Linked DNA regions of Homo sapiens: all the other regions are linked to region 1. Evidence: chromatin loops called from intact Hi-C (ENCODE). Cell type or tissue: PC-9. All regions are shown on one strand. Each heading gives the region's core, and the rest is flanking DNA. Links, peaks and the distances in the headings are about the cores only.

Region 1 (6,261 bases), core at 420-5,419:
GATCTCATTATACTGTAACCAGCATTGCACACCATGTTGACTCATCATTTTGAGAATGAGCTACTTGGCTGTTAAACTGCCTCAGTCTCTAGTGAGAATTGTTGAAAAGTAAAATTTTTTCCCAAGTCTCCCCTTAGCTATTTTTCTTTCTTTCTTTCTTTCTTTCTTTTTTTTTTTTGTTAGTAGGGACAGGGTTTTGCCATGTTGGCCACACTGGTCTCGAACTCCTGGCCTCAAGCAATGCGCCCGCCTTGGCCTCCCAAAGTGCTGGGACTACAGTGTTTTTCTTTCTTGATGATGCAATATTTAGTCATAAATATCCTCTGAAATCTTCTCATTGTCCTAATTAAAAGAAGAAACTTTTAAGAAACCAGAAGATAGAAGCCTGCTAGACCAGTCCTCCCATATGAGTCGAACATCAAAGTCGTTTATGAAAAAGGAAGAATCACAAAGTTTCAGTTTGTTACAACATTAGAGTAAGAGAGAAAGAAGCATAGAAAAAGCAGTACAAATAGGAAGCACAAAATAAGGTTATAGAAATGAATCCAAATTTCAGTAATCATAGTAAATGTAAATGGATCAAATTGGCCTTTAAAAGTACAAAAAAAGTTAGAGTTTTAAATATTAGAAATCCAGATATATACTTTTTATAAGAGGCTTGCTAAACTGTAAGGATCAAGAATGACAGAAAGTATAAGTATGTAAAAAATAGAGGCTGAGCACAGTGGCTCACATCTGTAATCCCAGTGCTTTGTAGTACTGGGAGTTGAAGACTAGACCTGGCTACATAGTAAGATCCCATCTCTACAAAAAATACAAAAATTAGCCAGGCGTCGTGGTATGTGCCTATGCTCCCAGCTACTGGGGAGGCTGAGATGGGAGACTTGCTTGAGCCCAGGAGTTTGAGGCTTCAATGAACTGTGATTGCACCACTGCACTCCAGCCTGGGTGACAGAGCAAGACCCTGTCTCAAAAAAGTAATAATAATAATATATATTTTTTAAATTAGCTGGTCACAGCAGCATGTACCTGTAGTCCCAGCTACTCGGGAGCCTGAGGCAAAAGGAGTGCCTGAGCCCAAGGGGTTCAAGGCTGCAGTGAGCCAAATGCCACCGCACTCCAGCCTGGGTAACAGAGCAAGACTCTGTCTCTAATAGAAATTAAAAATAAAAGTGAAAATAAAATATATCTGGCAAATAGCCACCCCTTCAAAAAAGCTAATGTTGTTGTTATTAATATGAGACAAATGAGTTTAAGACAAAAAGCATTTTTAGGGATGAAATGAGTCACTATATTTGATAAAAATTTCACTGGAGGCCGGGTGCAGTGTCTCACGCCTGTAATCCCAGCACTTTGGAAGGCCGAGGAGGGCAGATCACAAGGTCAGGAGATCGAGACCATCCTGGCTAACACGGTGAAACCCCGTCCCTACTAAAAATACAAAACATTAGCCCGCGTGGTGGCGGGCGCCTGTAGTCCCAGCTACTCGGGAGGCTGAGGCAGGAGATTGGCATGAACCCGGGAGCCGGAGCTTGCAGTGAGCTGAGATAGCGCCACTGTAGTCTGGCCTGGGCAAAAGATCGAGACTCTGTCTCAAAAAAAAAAATTTTTTTTTCACTGGAGAGCTATAACAACTCTAAACTTATATGTCCTTAATAACATATCTTCAAAGTATGTAATCTAAAAATTGATAAAACTTTGTTTCAAATTGAAAACATACATGGTGATGAGGATAAAAAAACTGAGGAAGGAAGGAGAGAATAAACATATGTTGAGGGCTTACTATTTGCCAAGACTGTGCCAAATGCTAGGGAAACAAGGATGTGGAGACATAGTTTCTCCCCCCATAAAACTTCCATATGGAAATAATGTATAATGTGATAAAGGTTATAACAGTGGGATATACACTCTTTTTTTTTTTTTCTCTTGAGACGGCATCTTGCTCTGTCATCAGGCTGGAGTGCAGTGGCACAATCTCGGCTCACTGTAACCTCTGCCTCCCAGGTTCAAGGATCCCCCTGCTTCAGCCTCCCAAGTAGCTGGGATTACAGGCACGCACCCCCACACCCGGCTAATTTTTTGTGTTTTTTAGTAGAGACGGGGTTTCACCATGTTGGCCAGGGTGGTCTTGATCTCCTGACCTTGTGATCTGCCTGCCTCGGCCTCCCAAAGTGCTGGGATTACAGGTGTGAGCCACCACACCCGGCCCAAGGGATATACACTCTTAAAATGAATGATGGAAGACAGGATGAAGTTACTATCTGAATCAGAAGAGGAGGGGGTAAAGGAAAACTCATATAGAAATATTTTGAAATGGTCTTAAAGGATGAGTAAGAGTTCACCAGATAGACAAGGGGCAGAGGGGCGAGGACTAGGGAGAAGAGCATGTCAAACAGAGGAAACAATACACACCACCAGCCAGAGAGGTAAGAAAGCATAGCATGTACAGAGGTCTAAAGCATTGGATAAGTAAATTGAGGAAGAAAAAACATTTTTACTGGTAACGATTTCACATGCATGAAGCCTTAGTTTCAGTGACATTTACACACACCAGAAAGAAGAACTGGACAAGGTTCCTCTTCAGCACAGAAGTCACTAGAAAAATATAACTAATCACATGAGGGATGGGAGGAGTTTAGAAAGCTACCAGTTTAATTTCCCTTGGCAAATCCTGCAGTGCAGATTTGCTAAGTTCCAGTGTAATGCACTCTGGTGATGTCATTTTAGCCTCGGATGATTGCACATCCCAAACAACCATGTGACTAATACCCTCTGGCTGTCACCAAAAGTCTAAACAATATGAGCAGCAGTGCTCAGCCTCAGCGTGCTAGCAAGCTGCCTTAGTTCCTCACTTTCAAATTACAATCTGACTTGTTACATGTAATAAACAGGAGGTGAGAAAGGAGAAAGAAAAACAAGTGTGGAAACTATTCCATAGTAGTGCTATGACCTAACACATCCATTTGATTTCAGTTGGCAAGGGAAGCAGAAGATCCAGTTTGACACAAGAAATCAAGAATGGTTGCACAACAGGCTGAGTTGGGAACATCCTTTATATATTGTCAGTCTCTGCCATGGCCGGTAATTCACTCAATTGTGAACAAAATATCTTACAGAGTAGCCAAAAAGTTTTAGAAAATAATGTGCACTTTTTTTTTTATTTTTTTCCCCTTTCATACCTAGTCTGGTAGAATAATCTGCACTTTAGAAGGGACGGCTTTTCTTTCTTTCTTTTAGACAAAACTGTGCCCCTTGATTTTGGATCCCATTTATGCTGATACTTTTAAATAAGCAATTTTCTCATGTGCAGTGGGAATTGACACCTATCTAACCAATTTTTATTTTGTTGATGAAAACTGAAAGCGGAAGCTAGAAGAATGGGGGGATTGTCCTCTTTTCTATATATTTTTTTCTTTTTGATGTCCTTTACTTCAAGTTAAGCCTGGTGTTTGCTTTAATCACAGCAGAAAGCATTTTCCATTTCAGGGAAAGGAGAGAACAGGCCATAAACCCTGTCCCCTGTTTGTTCTCCAACTACCCATTTTTGTCCTTTGCCCTGCCATGTCTTTTCCCCCTCGTTTGCTTCTCCTTTCTTTGTTGATTTCTCAGTTCTTTTCTGGCCTCACTCAAAATGGCAGAAATTACGCAACCTAGTACTTTTTTACACAAGCTCCTTTAGTGTCAAGGATTCATCAAGTGCCTGCCATGTGCCGGAACTGTTCTAGATGCCGAGAATACTACCATGAATGAAATAGACAGAAATCCCGGCTGTCATTGGGCTTTGTCTGAGGGCCATTGGGGAAGGCCTCTCAAAGGAAGTGATAGCTGAGCTGGGATCTGAGTCATGAAGAGGAGTGAGCCCAGGGGACAACAGCTGCAAGAGTGTGCCAATGGGAGAGACCAGCCCAGCAAAAAGGAGAAGCATAAGTCTGGTGCATTCCAGGGACAGGAAGGAATGGGGCAGGGTGCCTTTAAGAGAAAAGCATCAGTTTGGATGAGGAGGGATGTAGGGTCGGGAATACAAAATAAGAGTAATTATGGCTGGGCACAATAGCTCACACCTGTAATCCCAGGACTTTGGGAGGCCAAGGTGGGCGGATCACTTGAGGTCGGGAGTTAGAGACCAGCCTGGCCAACATGGCGAAACCCTGTCTCTACCAAAAATACAAAAATTAGCTAGGCCTGGTGGTACGTGCCTGTAATCCCAGCTACTCGGGAGACTGAGGCAGGAGGCAGAGGTTGCAGTAAACCAAGATCGCGCCACTGCACTCCAGCCTGGGCAAAAGAGTGAAAGTGTGTCTCAAAAAAAAGAGAGAGAGAGAGAGAGAGAGAAATTAACTTAGGGTGAAAGGCATTTTGCCCACAACAAAGGAGGGATTCCTCTAGATCCACCAGATGGAGGAAGGTTTGAGAGAACAAAGATGATGGTTGGGTTCCAGGGTCTGAGTAGAAGCAGGAGAAGGAATCCTCTTTTTTTTTTTTTTTGAGACGGAGTCTCGCTCTGTTGCCCAGGCTGGAGTGCAGTGACGTGATCTCGGCTCACTGCAAGCTCCGCCTCCCGGGTTCACGCCATTCTCCTGCCCCAGCCTCCCTAGTAGCTGGGACTACAGGCACCCGCCACCACGCCCGGCTAATTTTTTGTATTTTTAGTAGAGACGGGGTTTCACCGTGTTAGCCAGGACGGTCTCGATCTCCTGACCTCATGATCTGCCCTCCTTGGCCTCCCAAAGTGCTAGGATTACAGGCGTGAGCCACCGCGCTCAGCTGGAATCCTCTTTCTTTAGAGGTGTGAAGAGTGGGAACTGGGGACCAGTAACTCGGAGAGGCAAGGCCAGGTTCATGGAAGACTGGGGGGACAAATGGACTGATGGCAACACACAAAGACGCACACTTATGCAGTCACATGTGCACAAAGCGACAGCAGGCGCCTTTTCAAAGTATGCCGGGTTGAGTGAAATGACCTAAACGTATCTTTTTATACAGTAAGCAGGAGGGCAGAGACCCTCTTTTTATAGACTACATTCTCAACATTTTTAAAAACATTTGCTCCTGGCAGGGCGCGGTAGCTCACGTCTGTAATCCCAGCACTTTGGCATGCTGAGGCGGGAGAATCACTTGAGGTCAGGAGTTCAAAACCAGCCTGGCCAAAATAGCGAAACCCCATCTCTACTTGAAAAATAAAATACAAAAATCATCTGGGCATGGTGGCACAGGCCTGTAGCCCCAGCTACTCGAGAGGCTAAGGCAGGAGAATTGCTTGAACCTGGCAGAGGGAAGCTGCAGTGAGCTGAGATCGCACCACTGCACTCCAGCCTGGGGGACAGAGTAAGACTCTGTCTCAAAGAGAAAAAAGAAAAAATTGTTCCTTTTCAGTAAACATAAAAACCACATACCCTTGTTTAAAATGGTTTGAAATTTCAAACTAAATAGAGTGACTGGAAAAAACATGCGGGCAATTTCAGAGTATGTTTCTTCAAGTTACTTAAGCCTCCTCCACCCAGACTTTGGTCTGGAACCTTCTGATCTACCCACTTTCCAGGTGAATCCCAGCTGAGCTGCTACAGCCTGGTAAGTGTTGCCAGATCTGCATAGCAGCCTCAGGCTGGGCTCATTAACTCTAAAGGAAAAAGAAAAAGGCAACAACTTAGTGGGCTGCCAAAACTGGTTTTTTCGTTTGTTTGTTTTTGTTTTTAGGCAGGATCTCACCATATCGTCCAGGCTGGAGCGCAATGGCAAGATGTCACTCACTGCAACCTCCACCTCCCAGGTTTAAGCCATTCTCCTGCCTCAGCCTCCTGAGAAGCTGGGATTACAGGCGCCCACCACCACACCTGGCTAATTTTTGTATTTTTTAGTAGAGACAGAGTCTCGCCATGTTGGTCATGCTGGTCTCGAACTCCTGACCTCAAGTGATCCACCCACCTTGGCCTTCCAAAGTATTGGGATTATAGGGGTGAGCTACCGCACCCAGCCCAAAGCTGTCTTTAAAAATATATCTGTGGATTTAGCCGAATGAAGGAGATGAATGCTGAGTTATGAAGAGAGAGCTTTGCCTTGCTTCAGAGAGCAAAGCTTGGCTTAGTGACTAAAAGTTTCTGGAAAAAAGTTTCAGAAAAAGATTTCATTAAAAAAAAAAAAAAGTCAGCCGGGCACAGTGGCTCATGCCTATAATCCCAGCATTTTGGGAGGCCAAAGGGGGCAGATTGCCTGAGGTCAGGAGTTTGAGACCAGCCTGGCCAACGTGGTGAAACCCTGTCTCTA
Region 2 (6,261 bases), core at 749-5,748, 110 kb before region 1:
AGTGAAGACAGTCGTAGCAGAGGGCTCAGTTGCTGGGTCTTGTGCTTGGAGCTAAGGAGATTGTCAGATTCTGCAACAGCTAGTGCAACACAGATGCCTCTAGTCCAGGTGGTCAGGTGCTGGCCAAAGGCCTGGAGCAAAACCTTAGAGGCCCCTACTGTGCCAGGTGTAAACTCTTTAACTGCTTTCCTAAGGATGCCTGGGGGTTCTAGGGGAGCAGCCAGGGACCGTGGATAGTGGGGGCATTTGGGGACTCAGAAATAGCCATATTGTAGATATGTCAATATTTTACCAACCCTATAGCCATACTGAATATCAGCCATGGAGGGCCCTTTCCAAACTGTCCACTCCCCTTCCATTACATAACAAAAGCAGCCATCATTTGCTCTTTCTTTCAACAAACGTGTATTGAGTACTGAGTTGGAGCCTAAGCACTGGGTCAGGGAGAGCCCTGTCACCCTGGGCTTCGAGGCAACCACTTCCAGGCTTTACCCCAGATCAGGCAGAGACCCCCAAAAGGAGGCTGCTCCACCCAGCAGCATCTTAAGCTGAGTGGGCTCAGTGCCTCCCTTCTAGACAGAGCCCAATGGAGCCACTGCACTGATTTGCAGAGGTGAGCAGATCCAGCCTCGTGGAACCAGTAGAAGCCCAGCCCTGGTGAAGCTGTTGCTAAGCAACATTGGAGCCCATTCTGAAAGGGTCCATCTGTTGGCCAGCCCAACTTCACTGTGTTCTGAGCATTCTGCATTCCTCAGTCCCATCTGCTCCCTCCCATGTGCCTTGGAGTGATATAAAAGTCCACCAGCATCTCAGTGTGAGCTGACAGGGGCCAGGCAGCACCTATTTTTGTCCTAGATGTGTCTAAACATAGAGGCAACAGGCAACAGGCAAGACGCAGTGGGGGGCGGGAGGCAGGAGGCCGAGATGGCTGTGAGCATGAGCTTTCTCAGCCTCCTCCCTTCTCCCATCCGCAGTCTAACTGCTCATACGTTCTGTGTGCCAGGTAGGGTGACTTAACAGCACGCCATGGATTTCTGTTGTAGTTTCAAGTTGGACAAATTCTTTTACAGACAACTTTTGACTAGCCTTCTGTGGACTGAGCCTATACTCTGCCTTAATGGGCTCTCTGCCCACTCCTTTCCTAACCCCAGGGCAGCTGGCTGAACACCTGGTCCTTTTCTTAGGTTTCATTCTTTTTGACCTCTCTGAAGCCCTTGTCAAAAGTCACCACCTCCCCCTTGAAATTCACTCCTTCCTGGGTTTGTGGACACTAAATCGCCTTGATTTTTCTGGTCTTCTGTTTGCTTGCCTTTAATGACCCTCCTCCTCCCTTTCCCCAGTCTTGAAAATGTAGATATTCTCCAATTTTCATGTCTCCATTCTATTTTCTTTCCTTTTTCACTCACTTTTTGAAACAGGGTCTTGCTCCGTCTCCCAGGCTGGAAGTGCAGTGGCGCAATCACAGCTCTCTGCAGCTTTCAACTCCTAGGCTCAAGCCATCCTCCCACCTCAGCCTCCTGAGTAGTTGGGACTGCAGGCATGCACCACCATGCCCAGCTAATTTTGGTTTATTTGTTTTGGTAGAGGTGGGGTCTTGCCATTTTGCTCAGGCTGATTTTGAACTCTGGACTCAAGTGATCCATCAGCCTTGGCCTTCCAAAGAGCTGGGATTACAAGTGTGAGCAGCTGTGCCCGGCCTCTGTTTTCTTTTCTCTCTCTCCACATCCTCTCACTCTGAGACTTACCCATTTCCAGGATTTCCTGTAAAATTTCTTTGTGCTGGATTCCTCAGTCTCTCAATCTGTGTCTTCATTTCTCCTTTCCCGAACTCCAATCCTCTATTTCTGACCTTTAAAATACATTTCCCCTTGGATGCTCTATCTGGTATAAGGTTACCCAAAAGGCAGATTAATGTATGATCAAGCAGGAGGGGGCTGAAATAAGTTCATGTATCATACCCTATCTTTTCTTATGAGAAAAAGCCGAAGTTTATCAAATTCCCTTAAACTTAGTTTGTTGTTTAGCAGTGCTTCTGTATTGAATTACATATAAGTGACATTGTTATCTTTTTGACGCTCAGAGCTTCTAAATCCAATCCTGCCATGACCCCACCACCATCTCAAGCTTAACATTCATTCAAAAAATAATTTTCTGAGCAAGGAGTGTCTAAATAGGAACTAATTCTTTGTCTTCCCAAACTCTCTGTTCCTTAGGAGTTCTCTATTTCTGCCAACTTCATTAGGGTTTTCAAGCTCTACAGGCATGAAATGTCAGGGACCCTATCTAATCGGATTCTTACCAGTCCTCCAGAATCTAATAGGATTCTTCCCACCTGTCCCTCTTCCTTTTCCCACTGCCACTGCAGGGGCTCAGATTCTCATCACTTTGTACGTTAAAGGCTAACTAGTCGCACCTTCCCACCATGAAACAATAGACTTATGTAATCTTAGGTTCTCAGTGGGGAGGGCCTTAGACTTCTGTGGATGCAATCTCTCATAGAATAATGGAATTCTTCTACCACATCCCTCCCAAGACACCCTATGGCCTCTGCTTAAATGTTCACACTTTCTTTTTTATTTATTTATTTATTTGACTTTAAGTTCCAGGATACATGTGCAGAAGGTGCAGGTTTGTTACATAAGTATACATGTGCCATGGTGGTTTGCTGTACCTATCAACCGGTCATCTAGATTTTAAGCTGTGCATGCATTAGGTATTTGTCCTAATGCTCTCTGTCCCCAAATGTTCACACTTTCTTACCACCTGAAATCAGTGTAGGTAAAGAACCAGCACTTTTTTTTTTTTAATTAATAGTGATGGGGTCTCACTCTGTTGCCCAGGCTGGTCTCAAACTCCTGAGCTCAAGCAATCTTCCCACACTGGCCTCCCAAAGTGCTGGGATTACATGTGTGAACCACCACACTCGGCCGGAACTAGCACTTTTTGAATGGAATGGGATAGAAAACCTCTTAGGACATCCCGTGAAATACCATTATGTCCTCCTGCCTCTGACTGCCACCACCCAGCTGAGAGTCTTCTCAGTTCCAGCCACTCATTGCACACATGGCTGCCAACCCCTGCCTCATATGGGTATTTCTCCTTGGAATGTGGCCCCTTGTAAGGTGGTGACTGTACATCTGGTTTGATCCAACCAGCACAACCAGCGAAGAAAATCACCCCTCCTTCCCCATGGAACTACACCTGGTAAAGCAGCCAGGATGTTGATGGCCTTGTCCCACAGCCACTGACTCACGTTGCTGACTCACATCAGGAGGCTGGCTGGGCTCTGCCTCCCCAGGCAGCCCACACCGTCTTTGCATGGCTGGAACTACTAGACCGGTTCCTTGTTCTGCCATTCAGTCGGCCCCCCTTTCTACTCACGGGGGCTCCAAATCTAGCCTTCAAGAGCCAGTCAGGCTCAATCAAACCCCTCTTTCACGTCATCTGCTTTGGCTCCAGGCCTTTAAACCACTCTGACTCATGCATGCACCAAATGGTCAATGGTCAATAAACCCAGCTAAAAACAAGCCCAATAAAACCCAATAAAACCCATTAGACAGGAACATAGGAGTTGGAAAAAAAAGAAAAGAAGGGGAGGGGGAGGAAAGCCCTGAGGCACCCCGGCTGCCTGTCTGCCACAACCCTGGGCTGTAATTGTTCTTGCCATGGCCTCAGTCTGCAACACATTCTAGTGTCTCCTTGACCTCTAGCCCTCTAGCTCTGCCTCCCTTTCCCCAACCTGTAGATCTTGTGATCAAATAGATTCAATGAAACACATTGTCCAGTTGCACTCGCAGCACTTCCAAAAAGGTCAAGTTTGTCCTTCCCTCAGTGCCTCCCATTCTGGTCACGGTAGGACTGACTCCAGCCCCTGGACCCTAAGCTGAGTCTGGGCTCCTTTGACGTGCAGGGAGAATGCCACTGAGTCTTGTCTCTGAGGACCCTACCTCTCCAAATCTTGCCTCAGTTCCTCAGCAGGTACTACACTGACTGGCCATGCCATTCTCTGATGCTTCACTGCCTCAGCTTCTCAAGTCTGTCTCCCCACCTGAGCCAATTGTGAGTTTCTCTCTCTCCTCCTCTCATCCTGGCACCTAGAAATGCTCTCTAACGCTTGAGCTGCTCAACCAGCATGGGTCACTTGTTTATAGCATGCTCCCAGATCGCCCTCTTTGTTGGTGAATGCTCAGGGAATGCTTACTGTTAACCCGAGACAAGCCCAAGTAGCTACATGGACCTGCCACCATAAGCCCTCTCCTGTCTTATGCTGTTGTAGAGGGTCCAGGGCTCACTTCTCCCACTTGGCCCTGAGTACCTCTCCTTGAAAGGATGTCAGGGGCTGGGCGCAGTGGCTCACGTCTGTAACCCCAGCACTTTGGGAGGCTGAGGCGGGCGGATCACCAGGTCAGGAGATCGAGACCATCCTGGCTAACATGGTGAACCCCCCGTCTCTACTAAAAATACAAAAAATAAAAATAGCCATTTGTGGTGGCAGGTGCCTGTAGTCCCAGCTACTCGGGAGGCTGAGGCAGGAAAATGGCATGAACCCAGAAGGCAGAGTTTGCAGTGAGCCGAGATCGCGCCACTGCACTCCAGCCTGGGCAACAGAGCAAGACTCCGTCTCAAAAAAGCAAGCAAGAAAGAAAGGATATCGGTTACCTGTTTCAGACAGGAATGCTGAGACCAGGGAAAGGGGAGACTTGTCGGGTGCCTCAGGGAACCAGTATCTGAGCTGGGGGCTGAGAGCTCTGTGTGGGTGGACTCTGTCCTCCCAGTCGCTGCTGAGTCCCTCTCTTCCTTTCCCGCTGTCTGACCAACAGGGTTTTTGTTGGCCTGACCTCCAGTGTGAGGAACGGAACCAGGCAAGAGGCTTGTCCAGTCAGCTCTGGCCCCAGTTTGGCATTCATCACTTGTTCCCTAACCTGGAACCCGTCCCTTCCTCACTCTGGGGCTCAGCAGCTGCTCATCTATAAAGTGGGGCATTTGGGGGTTGCAAAGTCAGTCATCTACAATGCCAGGCAAGAACATGGTTGCGTACATGTGGTCAGGTATGAGACGAGATCACTTTTCCAACATTCTGGTTTTCCCTTTTTTTTTTTTTTTTTGAAACAGAGTCTTGCTCTGTTACCCAGACTGGAGTGAACTGGCATGATCTCATCTTACTGCAACCCCTGCCTCCCAGGTTCAAACAATTCTCATGCCTCAACCTCTCAAGTAGCTGAGATTACAGATGTGTACCACACCTGGATTTTTTTTTTTTTTTTTTTGTATTTTTAGTAGAGACAGGGTTTCACCATGTTGTCCAGGCTGGTCTTGAACTCTTGGCCTCATGTGATGAACCCCCCCTTGGCCTCCCAAAGTGCTGGGGTTACAGGTGTGAGCCACTGTGCCCAGACTAATTTTTTTTTTTTTTATTGAAACAGAGTCTCACTCTGTTGCCCAGGCTGGAGTGCACTGGCACAATTATAGCTCACTGTAACCACAAACTCCTGGGTTCAAGCAATCCTTCTGCTTCAGCCTCTTGAGTAGCTAGGATTACAGGCACATGCCACCATGTTGAGCTAATTTATTTTTTTAATTTGTCGTAGAGATGGGGTCTTGCTATGCTTCCCAAGCTGGTATTAAACTCTTGGCCCCAAGCAATCCTCCTACCCTGGCCTCCCAAAACGCTGGGAATACAGGCATGGGCCACTGTGCCAGCCTGGTTTTTTCTTCTTGTTCCCATTTTATTCTCACATTTTCAGACCATGGGCTTACTACTCCACTGAGCACATTTTGTGAGAGTGCTCACAGCCCTGGGCCCGGTTGCTGTTTCCTGATCTCAGTCTTATCAACTTGATCTTGCTTTGCTGTCATTTATACATTTTCTCATTAGCTTTCTCCCCATTTCTTCTTTGTCTGCTTCCTTCTTCCTTCTTTAACTAACTCCTCACCTGCAACTGGGGGGACTTGGATTCTTGACTGGGCTTATGTGAAAACTGATTGTAAAACAGATAGGTAAGTAGGGAATGAGGAGGGTGTTTTACAAGAAAAAAAAAATGACTAAGATACAGGAACCCAACCTAAAGAGGAAAAGACATACAGTTCAAAGGAGGCAGAAAGAAAAACATTACAGATACTCAAATATATTGATAATCATAACACTTTCTGGAAGATTAAAAAAATGCTGAAACATGAATCCCTTGCTAGAGAAATTACAAAGCCAAGAAAATAGATAGGTCTGAGGATTAGGGAGCTGTTCAGTTGCTAGGAGGAACACAA
Region 3 (6,261 bases), core at 685-5,684, 53 kb before region 1:
TAATTTTTTGTATTTTTAGTAGAGAAGGGATCTCCCCATGTTGCCCAGGCTGGTCACGAACCCCTGAGCTCAGGCAATCCACCCACCTCTGCCTCTCAAAGTGCTAGGACTGCAGGCAGGAGCCACCATGCCCGGCCCCAGCAATCTGGATTTTAAAAGCCTCTAGGCAGCCAGGCACATTGGCTCATACCTGTAATCCCAGCACTTTGGGAGGCGGAGGCGGAGGTGGGCAGATCACTTGAGGTCAGGAGTTTGAGACCAGCCTGGCCAACATGGTGGAACCTGGTCTCTAATAAAAATACAAAAACTCGCTGGGCATGATGGTGGGCGCCTGTAATCCCAGCTTCTTGGGAAGCTGAGGCAGGAGAATCACTTGAACCCAGGAGGTGGAGGTTGCAGTAAGCCGAGATCAGGCCACTGCACTCCAGCCTGGGTGACAGAGACTCTGTCTCAAAAAAAAAAAAAAAAAAAAATTGGAAGGAAACACACCAAATCAGAGGTGAAAGGGTGGACTAATTCTTAAAATCACAGTACTATTTTATTCAAGTGTCTAACCCAACCCCTTCCTCCAGGATAGTCATGGTAAGGGAAAAGGCCAGGGGTCAGGTACAGAAAGCAGATAGTGTTGCAGGTGTGACCACTGGCCCAGGAAAGGAAGGGTTGGACTGACTTTCCCAAACTGTGTTCCAGATGTTAATATGTGGACCAAGGTCAAAAAAGCTTGGAAAACCCTGCTTTCAATAGCTTTCCCTTGGAAACACACAGTGCATTTCTTTAAGATGCAGAGAAATGTTGTAATAAAGGAACCTGTTGAACTTCGCTGGGTCCAGTATTTCCCATCTTTATTGAGCACAGACCCTTCTTGACACAGAGCATCCTGCAGAGATGCTCTGTTCTGCATTCTGCATTCTACGGAGACATTCTGTTCTGCAGGATGTCAGCTTGGGAAACACAGCCTACAAAAATCATCTGTCTGGAACTTCCCTGGGCTCTCACTGCCGTCCACTGACCGGCCTGCCTTCCTCCATGGACTCGGGCCAATGTAAACACTTAAACCTAGTTCTGTTTTGGACAGGAAGCCTAGAAACAGCCTCTGCTCTATGCAAGGCTCAGTATCAGGCTCCACTCTTGGTATTCTTGGTCTCTTGCCTAGACTCCCTCTGGTTTTTTTGCCCAGTCTCTGTTTGTTGCCAGATATGAGTCCCTGACCATTTTTCCTGGAGAATTCTGAGCCTGGCTTCTTAAAACTCAGACTTTGGACCTGATCTGCTTCTTCCAGGCCTGCCGGTTGGCACACCTCTACCTGCTGCTCCCTCCATCTCTGGGTGTGACCTCTGATCTACTGGTTTCCAGTACCTGTGCCCCTCCCATCTAGAAACAGCCCTGCCCCTCCTGTGGGCATAATATCTCATCACTCCAATGCCAGCTCAGCTCTCTGCACACTTTGTTGGTTAATCTTCAGATGTTTTTCTAAAGAGTTGCATTTTTTTGATAATAAAATAAGCAATGACAAATTGCTAGTAATAAATCTGTCAGGGCTTGGGTGGAGTCTCTGCTGGATGGCAACACTGTGTCCAAGGCAGGCATCAACTCCAATGTGTACAATGTGGTCAAAAGAATTGGAGGCAGACTATTTACATGCTGGTCCTAGACCTGTGACCTTTAACCTCTCTGAACCTCAGTTTTCCCATCTATAAAGTGAGAATACTACCTGTCCCTGGCTACCTTAAAAGGAGGCATTCGGAGGATTAAGATGAAATAAAGTATTATGGGCTTTTTGAAAGTGCACATCACCAAAACAAAGCAAGGTGCTTATTATCAGTGCTTTATGACTTTGTGTCTTTCTGTCCACATCACAGAGTCAGGATGGGGCCAGAGTGAGGCAGTTGTTGATTTATTTTGAGACATAAATCAATGTTTTTCAAAGGTTGACTCTACAAGTTTAAGCTATGAAGTGATGGTGACATCACTGGCCACACCCCCATCCATTCCAGTGAGTTGAGTTTGTGTGAGTGAAGTGACCCATTCAGTGGCTGCTTCGGCACAGAAGCATGGCCATAAACCAGCCGGGGTTGACCACTGTGCCCAGGGAGGCTTGAGTTCCCTCTCTGGATGAGATCAGCACCGTGCCTAGGGCAGGAGGAGTCTTTCTCCAGCCCCCGACCAGAGTACAAGCTGAAGACCTGGTGACGAGACTGCGGAGGGAGGATGTGGCACCCCCTCAGCGTCAACACTCGGGGGAGCGAGTAACAGCATTTGCTCAGGAGTCAGAAGACTGATCTGAGCTGCAGCCCTGCCACTCACCAGCTGTGAGACCTCAGACGTAGGACTTAGTTTCTCGGGCCCTTATACTTCTTTCAAATGGTGATAATGGTGCCTACTTCATAGGCTGAAGTGACAGCAGTATTAAAACTGCCAAAGCACTGTATGAATGCAAGCTGGAGGTGGTGGAGCTGCAGAAGGGGTAGAGGCAGCAGTAGTAAAATGTAGGTGGAGATGGAGGTGTTGTTGATAGTTATGTATAACTAGGATTCCAGAAGAGAATAAGTGAGTCTGTCCCAAATCACCAGAATTAATATCCAAGCTAGACAAGAACCTTGGACCTCAAAGAGCCCAGAAGATGGCAAAGACCCCTAGCAAAATGATCATTGGCCTTCTATGCCCATGGGACTCTATTGCTCACCTCCCTGGAATTCAAGAAGGCTTTAATCACAACAAGTGCACAGTACAGGCTGCAGGAAAACCTCTTTACTATAGAAGTGTCCCAGGGCACCAGCAGAGGGAGGAGAGGAAAAGCTGGCTTTTTCTTTTTGTCTGGTGCTGGGTCACTGGACTACAGAGCTCAAGAGGCTACAGACAAGGCCGGGATCTAAACTTGAGTTCCAACCTACAATCTTCCACTTTCTGGTGAAGCCACCTTCAGCCTTTCTAGCAGCTTCTCAAGTGAGGCCCATGAGGGACTTTAACAAGATCCTCAGGAGATTAATATGCACATTAAAATTTAAGAGGCACTGATATCAAGTGTTGTGTCTGTGCTTAAAGTCCCTCATTGGTCTCTGGTGTTCTTTTTTCCACAGTATTCAATTGAATATTCATTCCTGTTCATTCAACAGATACTTACTATGCACCTGCCTCATGCTAGACACTGCGGATATGGCAGTAAATAACACTGACAGTCTAGGTCCTCAAAGAGCTTATGGCAATGTTGTCAAAAGAAGTGAAAACCAAGATCATGGTCATAGCCCATCTGCTAGGGCAGATGCTTACCTGGCTGAACTCGGAGATGCCCAGAGCACTGGACATTCATCATGACACCTTCCCCTGAAGACACCTCGTTGAATAGCAGGGCACAGAAAGCTGTTTAGGTTACAGGTACTGGAATACAGTGACGGCACAGTACGCGGAGCTGAATTGCTGCAAGGAACATGGCTGTGCTTTGGTCAAGCACAGGCCGAGGTATACATCCAGAGTGACTCAGCGAGTTTACAGTGCAGGCGTATAACTCCACCTGTTATCACAGCCATGTAGCCATAACACGGGAAGGCTTATCACTTGGCTCTAAGCCACTATTGTCTGTAAAGACATAATTGCCTTGCTGACACTGTACAGGCGTGCTGGAACCCAGAGAAAGAGAGAGACAGAGCTGTCCGTCTTTGCAGATGAACAGAGGGGAGCCAGGACACAGCTCAGGCTGCTCGTGCCCAGAGAAAGAATTAAGCTGCTGACCCTGAAGGCAAACGAGAGCCGGCTGTGCAGCTCTGTGTGGGAGTGGCCAGAGTAAGCAGCCTAGACAGAGCGGACAGTATAAGTGAACAGCTGATGAGAGATGCTGAATAAAGCCACGTCTGATTTACCTGCTGTCTCTCAAGTGTTCTTTCAGCCACCGCCGCCCGCCGCCCCGTCCACCCACTCCTCGAGTGTTCTTCCAGCAACCCCCACACCTTGCCCCATCCACCCACTCCCCTCGGATCTCAGCTGGGGCTGGAACCTGACAATTGCTGAGCTGGGGCCTCTCTTCCTGGCCACCCTCTCCTCCTTGTCCTCTCTCTTCTCTACTTTTCCTCTCCCCTCCTCTTCTTTCTCCTCTTCCAGAATTGTCTGACCCCAAAGAGGGCTCCTATATTCTTTCCTACCATTTTTTTCTCCTGTTTCTTTCAGAAATCTCCACATGTATTTTACCAGTCTGTGTAGCAAAAACAACTGAGCATACTACAGCTCTCAAAAGTTTGTTTAAAGCCAGGATGACACACACACATCACACACCCCTCACACACAGCACTTAGGAACAGCTATAGCTTTGCAACGTTGACTTTTCCTTTTGAACACTCTTTGGCTCAAATGCATAGTTGGGGCAAGCCAATCATCCGCCCACAGGCGCCAGGACGCTGGGAGGCCTCCAGCTGCTCTGCTCCAGGAAGATTAAGTACAGCTGTGATGCTCTGCTGTGCCAGGCAACCCTGCAGTTGAATTACATTTTGAAGGTCCACAGGCCCTCCCCTTCCTCTGGCAGATTCTGCCAACAGCAGCAAATGCAGCTCAAACTCCGGTGGGGACAGGGGGAGAACACTGAGCAAGCAGGGCTGTTTGAAGCAGCAGAATCCAAATTCATGTCTTGGCTATGAGGCAGAAATTTCAGAAATGTATTCCTACAGAGGGGAATAAATCACTGAGTTGTCTTGAACTTGTGGTACAGAGTGGATGGGCTGCCTGAGTGCCTGAGCCCACACTCCACCTCGGCTCCTCCTAACATGAAACCAGAGCTAGACTGTTTGTCCACGATCAATGTTGTGGATGAAGCCCAGATCCCAACCTCTCCTGTAATTGCGATGGATATTGTGTGACCAGACTGTGCCCAGAGGACTGAACTTGATCTCCAGGATAGAATATCTGACATAGATTCTCTCTTACTAAAAGAAAAGAAAGAAAATTGCCTCTAGCTTTCCAAGTGAAAGAAACTTAGCTGAACTCCCTCTTTCCAAGCCCCCATTTACAACAAAGCTAACATGAACAGACTAATAACGTGTGCACCTCAAGGCATTTGGGTTTTTAAGTTCTGGGGTACAAGTGCAGGTTTGTTACACAGGAAAATGTGTGCCATGGTGGTTTGCTGCACAGATCAACCCATCACTTAAGTATTAAGGCCAGCAGGCATTAGCTATTTTTCCTGATGCTCTCCCTCCCCAATTCCCCACATAGGCCCCAATGTGTGTTGTTCCCCTCCCTGTGTCTACATGTTCTTCTCATTGTTCAGCTTCCACTTATAAATGAAAACATGTCGTGTTTGGTTTTCTGTTCCTGCATTAGTTGGCTGAGGATAATGGCTTCCAGTTCCATCCATGTCCCTGCAAAAGATATGATCTCGTTCCTTTTTATGGCTGCATAGTATTCCATGGTGTCTATGTACCACATTTTCTTTATCCAGTCTATCATGGATGGGCATTTGGGTTGATTCCATGTCTCTGCTATTGTGAATAGTGCTGCAATGAACGCACATGTGCATGTGTCTTTATAATCTGCTCCCTCTTCCCAGTCCACATGCATTATAGAGGGCTGGAGTCCCTCTCTTACTTTGAAAACCCAAATGCCAGAGGCTCTGTATTGCATGATTCCACCCCTATAATGCATGTGGACTGGAAAGAGGGAGCAGAGGGAACGAGAGAGGACTGACATTGACTCCCAGTCTTCTCCATGACGCCATAGGTGCCTGATCTCCTTCATCCTCATTACTGAAATCATATTTGTAAGACATGATGATACAATTTTATGGATGAGGAAACTGAAGCTGAGCAAGATGAAGAGACATTCTCTTGAAAGAGCTGAGTTTACACAGCAAAGTCAGGATTCAGAGCCTGGCTGGCCTGATTCCAAAGTGCTTTCCACTATAACTCACCATGTTCGAGAAGCCAACAAAGTTTCAGAAACCTCCTCCAGGGAGAGCATGGGCAGGGCCATGGACAGGGGAGGTAGACTTGTAATTAAAGCTTGGAAAATCCATGACATCTTTGGACACTATCTGACTGATAATTCACCCCACGTTGTTTCCCAGCAATGGAACTGGGGCTCCGGCATTGGCAGTCCTGCCTCCTACAGGCCCTGACACCTTTCACCATCCTGAGCCAATTCTGGATAAGAGTGTGGCCAGTCGTGGATGCCGGAGTTACCGTTCCAGCCACACATCTATTGCAACAGATGCCACATGTCCACCAACTGTCTTTACACCATCCTGGTCATCACCCTAGTTCCTGGGTAGCTCCTTTTTTG
Region 4 (6,261 bases), core at 808-5,807, 67 kb before region 1:
AGGATTACAGGGGTGATCCACCGTGCCCAGCAATAATCTATGATTTAAAACATTATGGGGACTAAGATTTCTTTTGCTAGTGTATGTGTGACATTATAGCACAAGCTTGTCCAACCCACAGCCCGCATGCGTCCCAGGATGGTTTTGAATGCCACCCAACACAAATTTGTAAATTTTCTTAAAACATTATGAGATTTGTGTGTGTGTGTGTGTGTGTGATTTTCTTTTTTAGCTCATCCCCTATCTTTAGTGTTAGTTAGTTTAGTGTTAGTGTATTTTATGTGTGGCCCAAGACAATTCTTCCAATGTGTCCCAGAAAAGCCAAAAGATTGAATACCCTTGTTCTAGCAGCTAATAAATCATTTAATTAGGAAAAACAATCCCTGTGAGAATCAAATGTAACAACTAGCAAGATTAGATCCACATATTTTATATAACAGCAGCACTGAAAAAAAGACTATGTATGTTTAGAAAGATAAAAGACAAAAGGAATTTAAAACATGAGGCAAGAACACCATGTTATTTTTTAAAAATAAAGGCAGATTTGTGAAAGAACTAAGAACCAGATAAAACTTCCAGAAATGAAATACATTGTTATTAGAGAAAAATAAACTTCAGTAAATGTGTTCAAATAGCAGGCTGGGCCCTTAGTGAACCAACATTTGTGTGTTTACTGTATACCCGGTACTGTTTTTAGCAGTAAGTCTGTATTTTTTATTAATTCTCACAATAGCCCCTTGAAGTAGGTGCTATTATAATCCTTACAGAGAAAATGAAGCATGTCCTGTATCTTTTCAGTCTTTTTGTAAGAATTAAATGAGATAAAAACAATACTCAAAAAATAGGTATTCAATAATTAGCTCTCTCTCTCTCTCTCCTTTCTATATCAGTATTAATTCCAATACAATATGATTCAGGGGCTTTGTAAAATAATCGCAATAATTAAAATATACTTGGCACCTTACAGTTTACAAAACATTTTAATATGTTCTCATTTGATCCATACCACAAACTTGTAAGATAAGCAAAGTACAGTACAGTGGTTCCCCCGCTTATTAGTGGGTGATACATTCTTTTGTTTTTTCTTTTTTGAGACAGAGTCTCGCTCTGTTGCCCAGGCTGGAGCGCAGTGGCACAATCTCAGTTCACTGTAGTCTCCACCTCCCAGGCTCAAGCGATCCTCCTGCCTCAGCCTCCCAAGGAGTTGAGACTACAGGCGCACACCACCACGCCTGGCTAATTTTTCTATTTTTTGTAGAGACAGGGTTTCAACATGCTGCCCAAGCTGGTTTTGAACTCCTGAGTTCAGGTGATCCACCAGCCTTCGCGTCCCAAAGTGCTGGGATTATAGGTGTAACAGGCCACCATGGCTGGCCTATTAGGGGATACATTCTAAGAATCCCGTGGCTCAGTGGATGCCTGAAACCATGGATAGTGGTGAACCCTATATATACTATGCTTTTTCCTATACATTCATACCTATGATAAGGTTTAATTTGTAACTTAAAGTGAGATGAACAACAATAAAAGAATTATGATATACAATAAAAATTATGTGAATGTGGTCTGTCTTGCCTACTCACCCTTCTTGTTTTGATGTTGGTGTGAGATGGTACCATGACTACGGGATGAGATGAAGTGAGGGGAATGAGGTTAGGCTACTATTGACTTTCTGACCTTGAGGAACTGAAACCACAGAAAGCAAAATCGTGGATAAGGAGGGGCGACTATATCATTAAGAAAATGTACCTCAAACTTAGAAATAAGTGACCACATGTCCTGTCAATGTTATTTAACAATATTCTAAGAAATATTTAGTTATCTAGACCGTACCTATGTTTGACTTTGTCATTTATTACTATTTAATTAGAGCTTAACGCTACGAAATTATGTTGACTTGTGGATTTCTGACCGGCAAAAAAGATAACCTCAAGGTTATGGTTTTATGCCCCTATAGCACATTATCCAGTTTTGTGTCTATTAGCAAAAGCATTTCAGCTTGCCAGGGCTTAGCAAAAGCATGACACTCAATTGTTCCACTACCACCACTCCCATCTTCGTGCAATGCTCAGAAGACACTGAACAAGTCACTCTAAGCTCAATCCACTGTTCTGGCAACTGGCACTGTGACATAGCAAGGGCCTGTCTGCTGTCTTGGAGAGGCCTAGAGTCTACTACTATTGGACCCTGGCTACGTCACCCAGCAAGAAGTATGCTGCTGTCAGAACAATTTCAAACAGTGCTCAGGGGAGTAGACACAGAAAAGGAAGTGAGGAGGATGAAAAGGAGAGGAAATTAAGGAATCCCCTAAATATTCCCATGTTTTAGTCATTTGAATTTTATTTTTATGATCAATTAAGATCTGAAATACAATCAACCTCAATGACTGAAGAATCCGCACTCCCCAGGGAGTAGGGGATAAGATGGGAGTGAGAAAAGGATTCTAATCCTGAGTAGTTAGGAATGACCCTATTTCTTCAACTGTAACAAAATGGGATAAAAGGCTGTCTGTGGATTAAATGAGAAAGTGTGTGAAAGGGTCTGGCATAGAGCAGGTGCTTGATAAGTGAAGCTGTGGTTATTCTCATTCCTCGTGTGCAAGCCTGGGCTGGAAGTGTGTCCATTAGACCTGCCAACCCCCGCCCCTCCCCACCATGCTCCACCACACATCACCCACCCTGGTTCTCCAGATATTTTCATCCAAAGCCTGGAAGAAAAGTATTGGCCTTATGCTACTGCCTACAGGGAGGTCCCTCTGTTGAGTGGAACAACTAAGGCTGCAACTGTGGATCCCACACTCCAGGGTGGGCACAGCACCCACACAGCCTGCCTTTGACTGCTCTTTTGAGCATTGTTAAAAATTCTATTCTGAGTTGTCTGTCTTCACTAATGTCCCAAAAAGCCAATGAAAGCACCTGATGGTACAGCCTCCAAGTGCGAGCATCTTGGGTGGGCCCTCAACTTCAGGAACATCTCAGCATCCAGGAAGACAGGAAGGGCAGGCTCCCAACCACCCCCCAAGCCCCAAATCACCCTGGGAGGCAAATGCCTTCTCTGCCACTTCTGCCAGGGGACTTTGTAACACAAATATTCAGTCTGGTCTGAGGTTAAATTCATTTCTAGACTTGATTTCAAACGTGGCAATGGGCCTGAGGTCTGCTACCAGCTGAAGCAAGTCCCCCAAGCCAGCCCCTGTCAGGACTACCCCATCCTGACCCAGACCGAGGACCGGTGGTGGAATTTGTGGGGTCTAGTGCGAAGTTAAAATATAGGGCCCCTTGTTGAAAAATGATTAATTTTAAGACAGCAACAGCAGAGCATTAAACCAAGCATGAGGCCCTTCTGAATATGAGTCCCTGTGTGACTCATGGGTCACACACCCACAACGCTGGCCCTGCCTAAACCCTTTGATTCTCTGTGCTCTTCAAAAGCTGGAGTGACAGGCCATGACAGCACCTCTGTCCTCTCTCTGTGGGCAGAAAAAGGGAGGAGGCCAAGAGGTCTCAACCACCTAGAGAGGAAGGTGGTATGGCCCCATGGCAGAGGCCAGGATGCCTGCAGGGCAACTTGGTTTTTTCCACTTGCTGGGAAAACTGCTCAGAGCATGTTTCCTGTGACCAGAGGATCGATGATAACGTCATTATATATGGAGGCTCAATTACGACCTTTCTTTTCCGGTTCTAATTCTGCAACTCATTTTACACAGCAGGGCACATGATCAGGATTCTCTTTGGGTCTGAAATCCCCTAGGGAGACAAACACAATTTCCCAAATTGTCCCCAGGGCAGCCTTCCTTCCAGAATGCACCACAGGTGCCTGTGAAATCAACCCCACTGGCATCCTAAGGCTGATTTCTACCTCACAAGGCTGGTGCGAGAATTTGGGGTGGTCATGAGTGTAGAGCCCAGAGCACTGCCTGACTCATAATCAGCCCTCAATAAGTTTAGATATTATTAGCGTTAGTCATACATGCCTCTTCCATTTTCATATTTTTGATTGCTTTTGTTGTTCTGCCAAATGATTTATTCAGTATTTCCCCCACCCCAAATTGATATTTCTGTTGTTCCTATGCCAGGAATACCTTTTCCCCTATACATCTCCATTCCTTCCGTCAGCCACTCAGCCAACACGGCTGAGCCTCCTGATGTGTCCCGTGCAGGCCATGAGGAAACCTGGATGAGGAAGGCACGGAACTGCCTCCAAGCTTTCACAGTCTGCTGCAGGGATCACCACTTTGACAATGTACCTGCACCCACAAAAAATATTAGCACATGCACATCAACATAGAGACTTATTTATAAGTTTTAGACACAGTTGTCCCTCCATACCCATGGGGATTCATTCTAGGATCCTCTGTGGGTACCAAAATTCACAGCTGCTCAAGTCCCTGATGTAAAATAGCATAGTATTTGCATATAACCTATGCACATCATCCTGTATACTTTTTTTTCTTTTTTGAGATGGAGTCTTCACTCTTGTCGCCTAGGCTAGAGTGCAATGGCACAACCTCAGCTCCCAGGTTCAACCAATTCTCCTGCCTCAGCCTCCTGAGTAGCTGGGATTTACTGGGATTACAGGCGCACAGCACCACACCTGGCTAATTTTTGTAGTTTTAGTAGAGATGGGTTTAACCATGTTGGCCAGGCTGGTCTCGAACTCCTGACCTCAAGTGAAACACCTGCCTCAGCCTCCCAAAGTGCTAGGATTACAGGTATGAGCCACTGCACCTGGCCTCCTATATACTTTAAATCACCTCTAGATTACTTATAATACCCAATACAATATGTTATGTAAATGTTGTTATACTGTATTGTTTAGAAAATAATGACAAGGAAAAAGTCTCTTCATGTTCAGTACAGACACAATTTCTTTTCCAAATATTTTCAATTCAAGACTGATTGAATCTACAGATGCAGAACCCATAAATATGGAGGGTTCACTGTATATAGGTATTACTACATACACATATAATTTACATACTATATAAATGACAAAACAGTCATCAATTAAAAATTTGTAAAGAACAAGATTAAGATGAAGTAAGCATTTTGCTCTTGCTAAAACAGTAATATGTTAAGGGCAAGTATTTTGACTGAATGTTTCACTATTTTTAAAATCTTGATTTAAAACATCGTTAGTTTTACTTGTAAGATTAGTTCTACTTGTGAGGTTCCTTACAAAGATGGGTAACTCCAAATGGAAGATGCCTCTTGTTGGTTGTATTAAATGAATAATGATTCTCATTCAACTATAGAAAGATTTCTGTTAAAATGTCACCAATAAACTACCCTTCTCCCTGATGTCAATCTTTTTTCCCCTCCGCCAAGACGGAGTCTTGCTCTGTCACCCAGGCTGGAGTGCAGTGGTGCAACCTCTGCTCACTGCAACCTCTGCCTCCTGGGTTCAAGCGATTCTCCTGCCTCAGCCTCCCAAGTACCTGGGATTACAGGCACACACCACCACACCCGGCTAATTTTTTGTATTTTTAGTAGTGACAAGGTGTCACCATACTAGCCAGGCTGGTCTCAAACTCCTGACCTCGTGATCCACCTGCCTCAGCCTCCCAAAGTGTTAGGATTACAGGCATGAGCCACCACGCCTGGCTTATGTCAATCATTTTTAAGGAGGATGGCAACATAATTGAAAGGTGTTCTTTTTATTTAATTTATTTTAATAGTTATATTTTGGGGGTGGGTTTTTTTTTATTTGTATTCTTTCTCTGGAAGAGAAGCTGTTCCATTTTTTGCAAATGAGTTCAAACCCCACTGATACTCTTGATTTTGAAATTTTTAGAGAGAGTTTAAAAAGTCTACTTCCAGACTTTTTTAATGTACATAGATACGAGACATGATATACTTGGAGCTCATTTTTAGCTATAGCATCACTTAATAGTGGCAACATTTCCAAACATTCATTTTCAAAAGTCAACTTTCCCCTGACCTTTTAAAGAAATTACCACGTCCCACACTGCATGTTTCTTTCAAAAAACAATTATTTCCTCTCCTTTTACTATGCAGTCAGTTTATTTTTTCTAAAACGTTAGGTAATATATTACTGACAACCAATTGTCATCACAGAACAGTTCAGCAAGTTTGAATAGTTGTCTATTGATTTAAAATGCAGAATTCACCTTCAAGCTTGACAGCTGTTAAGCACATTACCAACATACTTTTATGGTGACTCTCCATCTCATTACCAAACAAGAACTCTATACTTGTAAGTCTTGCATTTATAACAAATAGCACATTGATGGTATACTAT
Region 5 (6,261 bases), core at 391-5,390, 120 kb before region 1:
TTAGGGTCATGGGACCTGGCTGCCATGCAGGGACAGAGCCCCTTCTGCCTTGCACCCTACCTCAGGTAAGCCCCCTATGGCACAGCAGGACCCAGGGCCCCTCCACAGGGGCTGCTATGCTGGTGAGTCCTCTGACCTGACTTTCACACTCACTAAATGGCACAGTGACGGCCAGTGCTTGCTGTCTGCCTGGGTGGTCACCTGGGATGAGTCCCTGTTTCGCACCACTCTGGCTGGTGGTGACACCATGCCCAGCAGGCACCAAGGCACCTAGGACCAGGAGCCGTCTCCTGCCCACCTGCGCCTCTTAGAGCACAAGCAGAGGAGCCCTGTGAGCACACCCTTGGTGGCTCAGCCCAGAGGTGGGCCCCAGTCCCAAGAGGAAGCTGGCTCTGTGGCCCTAGGCTCTGCAATCACTGCCGCCTACAGTAGGGCCTGGAAGTTTCCCTGGGCTGTTCAGAAGAGATGTGGGGGCAAGGAAAGGCCCAACATGGCTATTCTCAGACTCTTGGTGGAAATTCAGAACCCACCTTTAAACGGGCTGCACGTCAGGTCCTGCACCTCGTCTTAATGTGGTTTGATGCCCGTCTAGTTGTGCACTCAGGCCATGGCTGTCATCTCCCATGACCACTGGCACTAAAATGAGCTCCTACTCTGCCCTGCCCTCCCTCCCACCTTTCCCTTCTTCCTTCCCTCCATCTCTCCTTCTCCCTTTCCCCACTTTTCTTCTTCTCCCTCCTTCTCCCTCTCTGCACCTCTCTTTCCCTGTAGGTCCAGGATTAGTTGTGTCTTACGGGAAAACTGTCCTCATATAACTTTGCCTCCATGGCACTGTGCACACCCAGCCCTGCATGGCCCCAGTGCTCATGCAGATTGTGTTTTGGATCTTGCTTGAAGCCAGAGGCACTAGAGTGTGACTGTGGCTTCCCTCCTGCAGCCCTAAGTGTGTCCACTTGTCTTTCCAGTGCATGCCCTGAGACCTGCAGACATCCAAGTTGTGGCTGCTCTGGGGGATTCTCTGACCGTAAGGACTCTTGGGCCCCAGGTGGTTTGGGGATAACTAGGCCAGCTCCAGATCCCAGTCCTCTTAACTTAAGGGTCTGCATGCCTGTCCTCTGCCTTATCTTGCCCCTCTACCTGGCTCTGTCAATCCAAGAGCATGCCAGTTATTTGATTTGCGGCCACTTTCTCAAACGGATATGCAGAGGAAATCTTTTTTGGGAGTGAACTGAATTGTTTCTGCGGGCAGAGATTTTGAACACCCAATAACACTTTTTTAATATATGTAAAAATATGTCATTCTGACTCAAAATTCTCCTAAACCTCCCTGTGCGGGCGCTCTTTTTCCTTTGGATTATGCTTTATAATCAGCTGAGACCCTCACATCTGTTTCTTCTTTGCATCTGCATGGAAAGCAGCAGGACTCCTTAGTTGTGGATGAAGCTCTGCTCCTAACTTCCAAGAAATGGGGCTATTTTACTATCCCAGATCATCACTTTCCAGGAGCATGTGCAAGGCCTTGAGAATACCTTACAGAATGCCCCAGAGGGAAAGAGGAGAAATGTGAGACTTAGGAGAGATCTGTCCACTGCAGTCGCTTAAGCCAATGAGCTCTCTCTTCATGCTCATAAAGAACGTAGGGGCATAACGCTGGGAACGACATTATTAACACTCTCTCACGTTTGTAAAACACTTGAGAGTTTTCAAAGTGGTTTTTACAACTGTAATCCAATTTGATCCCCAAAACACTCCCTGTGAGATGAGCAGGGCGTGTCCTCAGCTCAGCGAGGAGGCAGCTAAGAGTTGGGGAAGGCACACAGCTGGAGAGGAGGATGGCAGACTTAGAGCCAGGGGCTCCTGGTTCCATGTCTGCTCCTGCCACCACGAGTGCATTGGGAACCCCCTCTTTGGAAGCCCTGTGCATTCACAGCCTCCCTGTTCTCTGACTTGCTAATTTTCCTATGGACTCTGGTATATTTTCAAAGGCTGGCAATGGAATTGGCTCCAAACCAGACGACCTCCCCGATGTCACCACACAGTATCGGGGACTGTCATACAGGTAATGTTAACCTTTGACCTCTCCCAGCGTTCCCCCCACAACAGAGATTAGGTGTGGCTTTGTCTCCTGTAAATATGTAAATCCCAGAGGTCGAAGACTTGGTCTGGAAGGGGCTTTCAGAAAGAAAAAGCTATATATTTCTGCAAAATGTGAACATTTGGTGAGTGGAGAGGATATTTTACTGTTGATAATCTTTTTTTTTTTTTTGATTGTGCAGAGAAAGTAAACCAGGGTTCTTATCAGACTCCTGGGTCAGCAAATCCAACAGGAAATGCACCAGAAAAGCACCAAATCCCTGAATCTTCACCTCCCCGCTTGCATGTATACGTGTACACGTGGTGTTCCTACGTCTCTGTTTACTGTCTTTATGTGTTTATTCATGTTGTCTTGTAGTCACACAGCTGCCTTTACATATATGTACACATCTGCACAGAAAACCTCTGAAACCCATCGCACACTTCGAGAGGCCATAACCAAGACACAATCACAATCAGCCATGTCTTGAAAGATTAGCAATTCGACAAGAGGAAAGGGTGAGAAAGGGCATCCCGAACACGGAAGTGGAGAAGCTCAGGGTGTGTCAGGCGAGCGGTTGCGTGTAGATATTCTCAAGTTTCTTTCTCTCCTAATAAAGTTCTCATTCCTGTAGGCTTCAAAGTAAGTGGCGAGTAGCTCAGAATTTACCTGGGAAAACAACTAGAACGAAGCTGGCCACAAGGGGGCAGCGTGCTAATGAGTGGCGGAGCCAGGACAGCACCTTTGCTGCCGCCTCCCTTTTCTTCTGAGTCAGTTTGCTTCCTGGGGAAGTGACAGGGAGCAGGGAGGGGGTGATCAAGACTGTGAAGGTTCTCTGGCCAGACCTGAGCAGAGTCCCAGAGAGGATGGGTTTCCAGGGCGAGAGGGAGGCGCCATCACTCGGCCTGTACCACCCACAACGAGGACCTAGGTTGTCCTTAGCATGAGGACATCAACCTCTCAAGAACAGAGGTCAGTGCCTTCCTGCGCCAAGGTCCCTGCGTTTCCACAAGTCCTTGGTCAGGTACCTGGTCCTAACAGGCTGCCATGGAACAAATCAGAGCCTCACTGACTCACCATTCTGCTCCTAATGAGGCTACAAGAAAAAAAACCAGAGGAGAGAAAGCAGAGCTTATTACAATCAGGAAAGAGCATGAGGTTCTGGCAGCTGCACTTGGTCTCAGCTAAAGAAGGCAATGACCTCATACGATAGCATGGGAAACAAAAATCAAGCAGACGAACCACATTGCAGGTGATAGATACGCGACGTGCACCTGGTGGGGCAGCCTGGGGAAGTGAGGTGATGTGCCCTACTTTAAAACAGATCGACCAGCTGGGCTCCTGGGATTCAGATATGAACCAGCAGTCCTCTACTAAAAGTTTCTTTCTGCAGCGATGGGAAAATTCAGCCATTGCTCTGTTTCTTCCAACAAGTGAAGTCCATTACAGCCTAATGTCTCAATCTTTTAGTTCTAGCTCTAAGGCCTCAGGTTCAATGGCTGCTGTCCCTTTAAACCCTTCATTTGTCCTAAATGTTTCAAATAGCTGCCCCCAAATGCACGTGTGTTAAAGATGGAAGCTCTAGGTCGGGGTCTGAGAGACAGCTTGACACTTGGTAGAATACATAGACTACTGTGTCTCAAAGTGTGTTCCATGGAACATTAACTCCAGACCTGTTCCTGGAGAAGAGAAAATCCTTTGTATCTGAGGGGGAAACATTACCATAACCTTCCTTTGGGGAATTCATGTGTGTATTAGCATATTAAAGGCTCTCATAAGGCCTGCAATGCAGAAATCTATTTAAGTTTTATCTGTTTAACCCAATGTTTCCCTTAATTCCAGAACATTTTCTTTGTTCATAACACCTGTTAACACCTCCTGAAAGTGTTCACGTAGTAGACTTATCTGAGAAAAGCAATTTTTGAGCCGTTAAAGCTTCTAGATTGGACAAACTAGGCAATTAATGATACTAGATCAATTCAGAATGCAATTTGAGCCTCTTCCCCCTGGGAAACAAAGTGAAAAGAGTGGATCTCATGGAATTAGGGGAGAAGTAGACCCAGAATTCATGGGGGGTGGGTGGCTGTGAACAGGACCTGCAGAAGAGGCTCGGCTGTGAATATTTCCAAGGCCCCTTGACCTGTGAGATTCTGTAGTGAACGGTTCCAGCTTTGGCCAGCTTAACAATGTGCTGGGCCCCAAGGTCTTGAGAGCATTGCCTTTTCTTCCATTGAAATAAGTTCGCTTGTTTGGGACCATTCAAAGGATCAAAATAAAATTTACTTACCAAAAAAGTTGCCTTTGTTTTATTAACTAGGGGGTCAATCTCATATGACTGAAACTCCTTCAACAAATGTTACTGAGCATCTACTCTATTTTTCTGTACACTTTAGGTGACAACAGATGACCAGAGCCCAGCCATTGAGCTCTGTAACATAAATTGAGTGTAACATAAATGATATCCATCTGAAGGGTCTAAGGTGGACTAGCTGTTTGATATGGGTCTACTTCCTTTCACGTTTCATGGTTCTGATCAAAATGAGAGTTTGAATATTTTTGCGCTTTTGTGTTTATTTGTCATAATCCTTTTCTTCTGGAAGTTTTCACTTTAAAATGGAAGTCAGGGAGAGATTTTCATAGCCTGTTGGTCTTGATTAGCCACCATACTTGTTTTAAAATGAAGATACCTTTAAACAAGAAATTACAGTAGGAAGTACTTGATGCGTTTGTGTTTGTGTGTCTATGTTTATATCTTTATTGAAGGAGAAAAGGAGGCAGAATTAGAACACAAGTGATTGGCAGAGGTATATAAATTTATACTTCTTTTCAAATGTAAAATATTCTGATTGGGTGCCTTTAGTCCAGAAAAAGAAGGATTAGAAAGCAACAGCTTCATGCAGAGCTGGAAAAGAATCAGACGCTTAAACAAACGCCCATCCACGAGCAAGTTAGGCTCAGACATCTAACGGAAGGGTGGGGAGCGAGAACTGAGTGAAGGAGAAGGGTAAGATTTACGGCATCTGCCTTCTCTCTACCACCTGAATTGCTTGCAGAGCCTCTGACTTAAGTCCTTGACCACTCTGGCATGCAATAGTCCACTTCATTCCAAGCATTCCTTGAATGAAGAACAACTATGACTCATGGCCTGTCCCTTAGAAGTCTTTGCTGGTGGGCTGGAAGCTAAGGCCACGTTCTTAAAATCCATTGGCCTGGGCCAGGCGCGGTGGCTCACGCCTGTAATCCCAGCACTTTGGGAGGCTGAGGCGGGCGAATCATGAGGTCAGGAGATCGAGACCATCCTGGCTAACACGGTGGAACCCCATCTCTACTAAAAAACAGAAAAAATTAGCTGGGCATGGTGGCGGGTACCTGTAGTCCCAGCTACTCGGGAGGCTGAGGCAGGAGAATGGCATGAACCCGGGAGGCGGAGCTTGCATTGAGTGGAGATCACACCACTGCACTCCAGCCTGGGCGACAGAGCAAGACTCCGTCTCGAAAAAAAAAAAAAAAAAAATCCATTGACCTGGAATATAACATGCTGGGATTCGAAAAAGAGACACAGAAGAAAAAGAACAGTAAATACCATATATATGAATATCAGATTTTGGTAAAATAGAAATAGTACTTGTCTTCTGTGTGTCCTACTCAATTTATTAATAAATGCATAAAAGGAAACAAAATAGGGTGTACCTTGAAGTTAGATTAAATGAAAATTAGATGGGGCATTGAAAGGTAGTGAGCAGCCACCCTTCTGAACCTTCTATTGGAATTTACCTGACTGCTGAGCAGAGAAGAGCTTATCTATTTTCCAAAGGCTTCCAGCTCAAATTGGGTTTCAATGACTTTTAACAAGTTAATTAACCTCTGTGCACCTCATTTTCTTACTCTGTAAAATGGACATAGTCACATCTACATCACTGGCTTGTTGGGAGATGTGAAATCACAGAATCTAGTGCATGTCTGGGCACATAGTATATACTCAGCTAAGCATTCTCCCTCCTGATCTGGTAAAGAAACAGCTCTCTCATCTTCAAATCCTGGATTCGGTAGGGAACCAATATGTTAGGGGCTTAAAAATTTTCTCAGAATTCCTCAAACTCAGAGATGGGTCTGGCCCATCTCAAAGGTGCCGATGGGCACTAAGAAGGGTGGGGGCTGCTCTTGTGTAAAGTTCCTAGATTGATTCA

The links. A loop is a pair of places that touch in the nucleus more often than their neighbours do. Peaks named below come from ENCODE experiments on the same cell type or tissue, not always from the same donor. Only the 100,000 strongest peaks of a DNase experiment are listed, where the experiment ranks them.
Region 2: it touches region 1 in a loop (8-fold over the local background); 10 of 110 quality-filtered maps call a loop at or near these places.
Region 3: it touches region 1 in a loop (2.6-fold over the local background); 14 of 110 quality-filtered maps call a loop at or near these places.
Region 4: it touches region 1 in a loop (5-fold over the local background); 5 of 110 quality-filtered maps call a loop at or near these places.
Region 5: it touches region 1 in a loop (11-fold over the local background); 11 of 110 quality-filtered maps call a loop at or near these places.

What each region holds. Positions count from the first base shown.
Region 1 is chr2:28,713,769-28,720,029 of GRCh38, forward strand. The region is part of intron 1 of LOC100505774 (a long non-coding RNA gene); the gene reads right to left. Among named protein-coding and RNA genes, the nearest start is that of PPP1CB-DT, 35 kb to the right of the region's middle. In PC-9, for the core only: no CTCF peak of the experiment used is centred there; DNase peaks (open chromatin) are centred at 2,853 and 3,853; H3K4me3 peaks cover 1,524 bases; H3K27ac peaks cover 3,876 bases.
Region 2 is chr2:28,607,522-28,613,782 of GRCh38, forward strand. The region is part of intron 43 of PLB1 (phospholipase B1); the gene reads left to right. Among named protein-coding and RNA genes, the nearest start is that of PLB1, 110 kb to the left of the region's middle. RefSeq lists enhancers at 1-18, 19-650, 3,142-3,411, 3,181-3,475, 3,456-4,120 and a silencer at 1-32. In PC-9, for the core only: no CTCF peak of the experiment used is centred there; a DNase peak (open chromatin) is centred at 3,150; H3K4me3 peaks cover 18 bases; H3K27ac peaks cover 3,634 bases.
Region 3 is chr2:28,660,815-28,667,075 of GRCh38, forward strand. No RefSeq gene overlaps it. Among named protein-coding and RNA genes, the nearest start is that of PPP1CB-DT, 88 kb to the right of the region's middle. In PC-9, for the core only: a CTCF peak has its summit at 2,827 (motif pointing right); DNase peaks (open chromatin) are centred at 1,077, 1,437, 1,967 and 2,737; H3K27ac peaks cover 1,780 bases.
Region 4 is chr2:28,646,237-28,652,497 of GRCh38, forward strand. No RefSeq gene overlaps it. Among named protein-coding and RNA genes, the nearest start is that of PPP1CB-DT, 100 kb to the right of the region's middle. In PC-9, for the core only: no CTCF peak of the experiment used is centred there; DNase peaks (open chromatin) are centred at 1,645, 3,475 and 3,845; H3K4me3 peaks cover 937 bases; H3K27ac peaks cover 2,892 bases.
Region 5 is chr2:28,591,696-28,597,956 of GRCh38, forward strand. It overlaps PLB1 (phospholipase B1), which reads left to right. Exons shown (of 58, transcript NM_153021.5): 31 at 5-65; 32 at 966-1,024; 33 at 1,986-2,059. Among named protein-coding and RNA genes, the nearest start is that of PLB1, 99 kb to the left of the region's middle. RefSeq lists an enhancer at 5,067-5,361. In PC-9, for the core only: CTCF peaks have their summits at 2,814 (motif pointing right) and 3,017; DNase peaks (open chromatin) are centred at 2,746, 3,156 and 5,176; H3K27ac peaks cover 3,491 bases.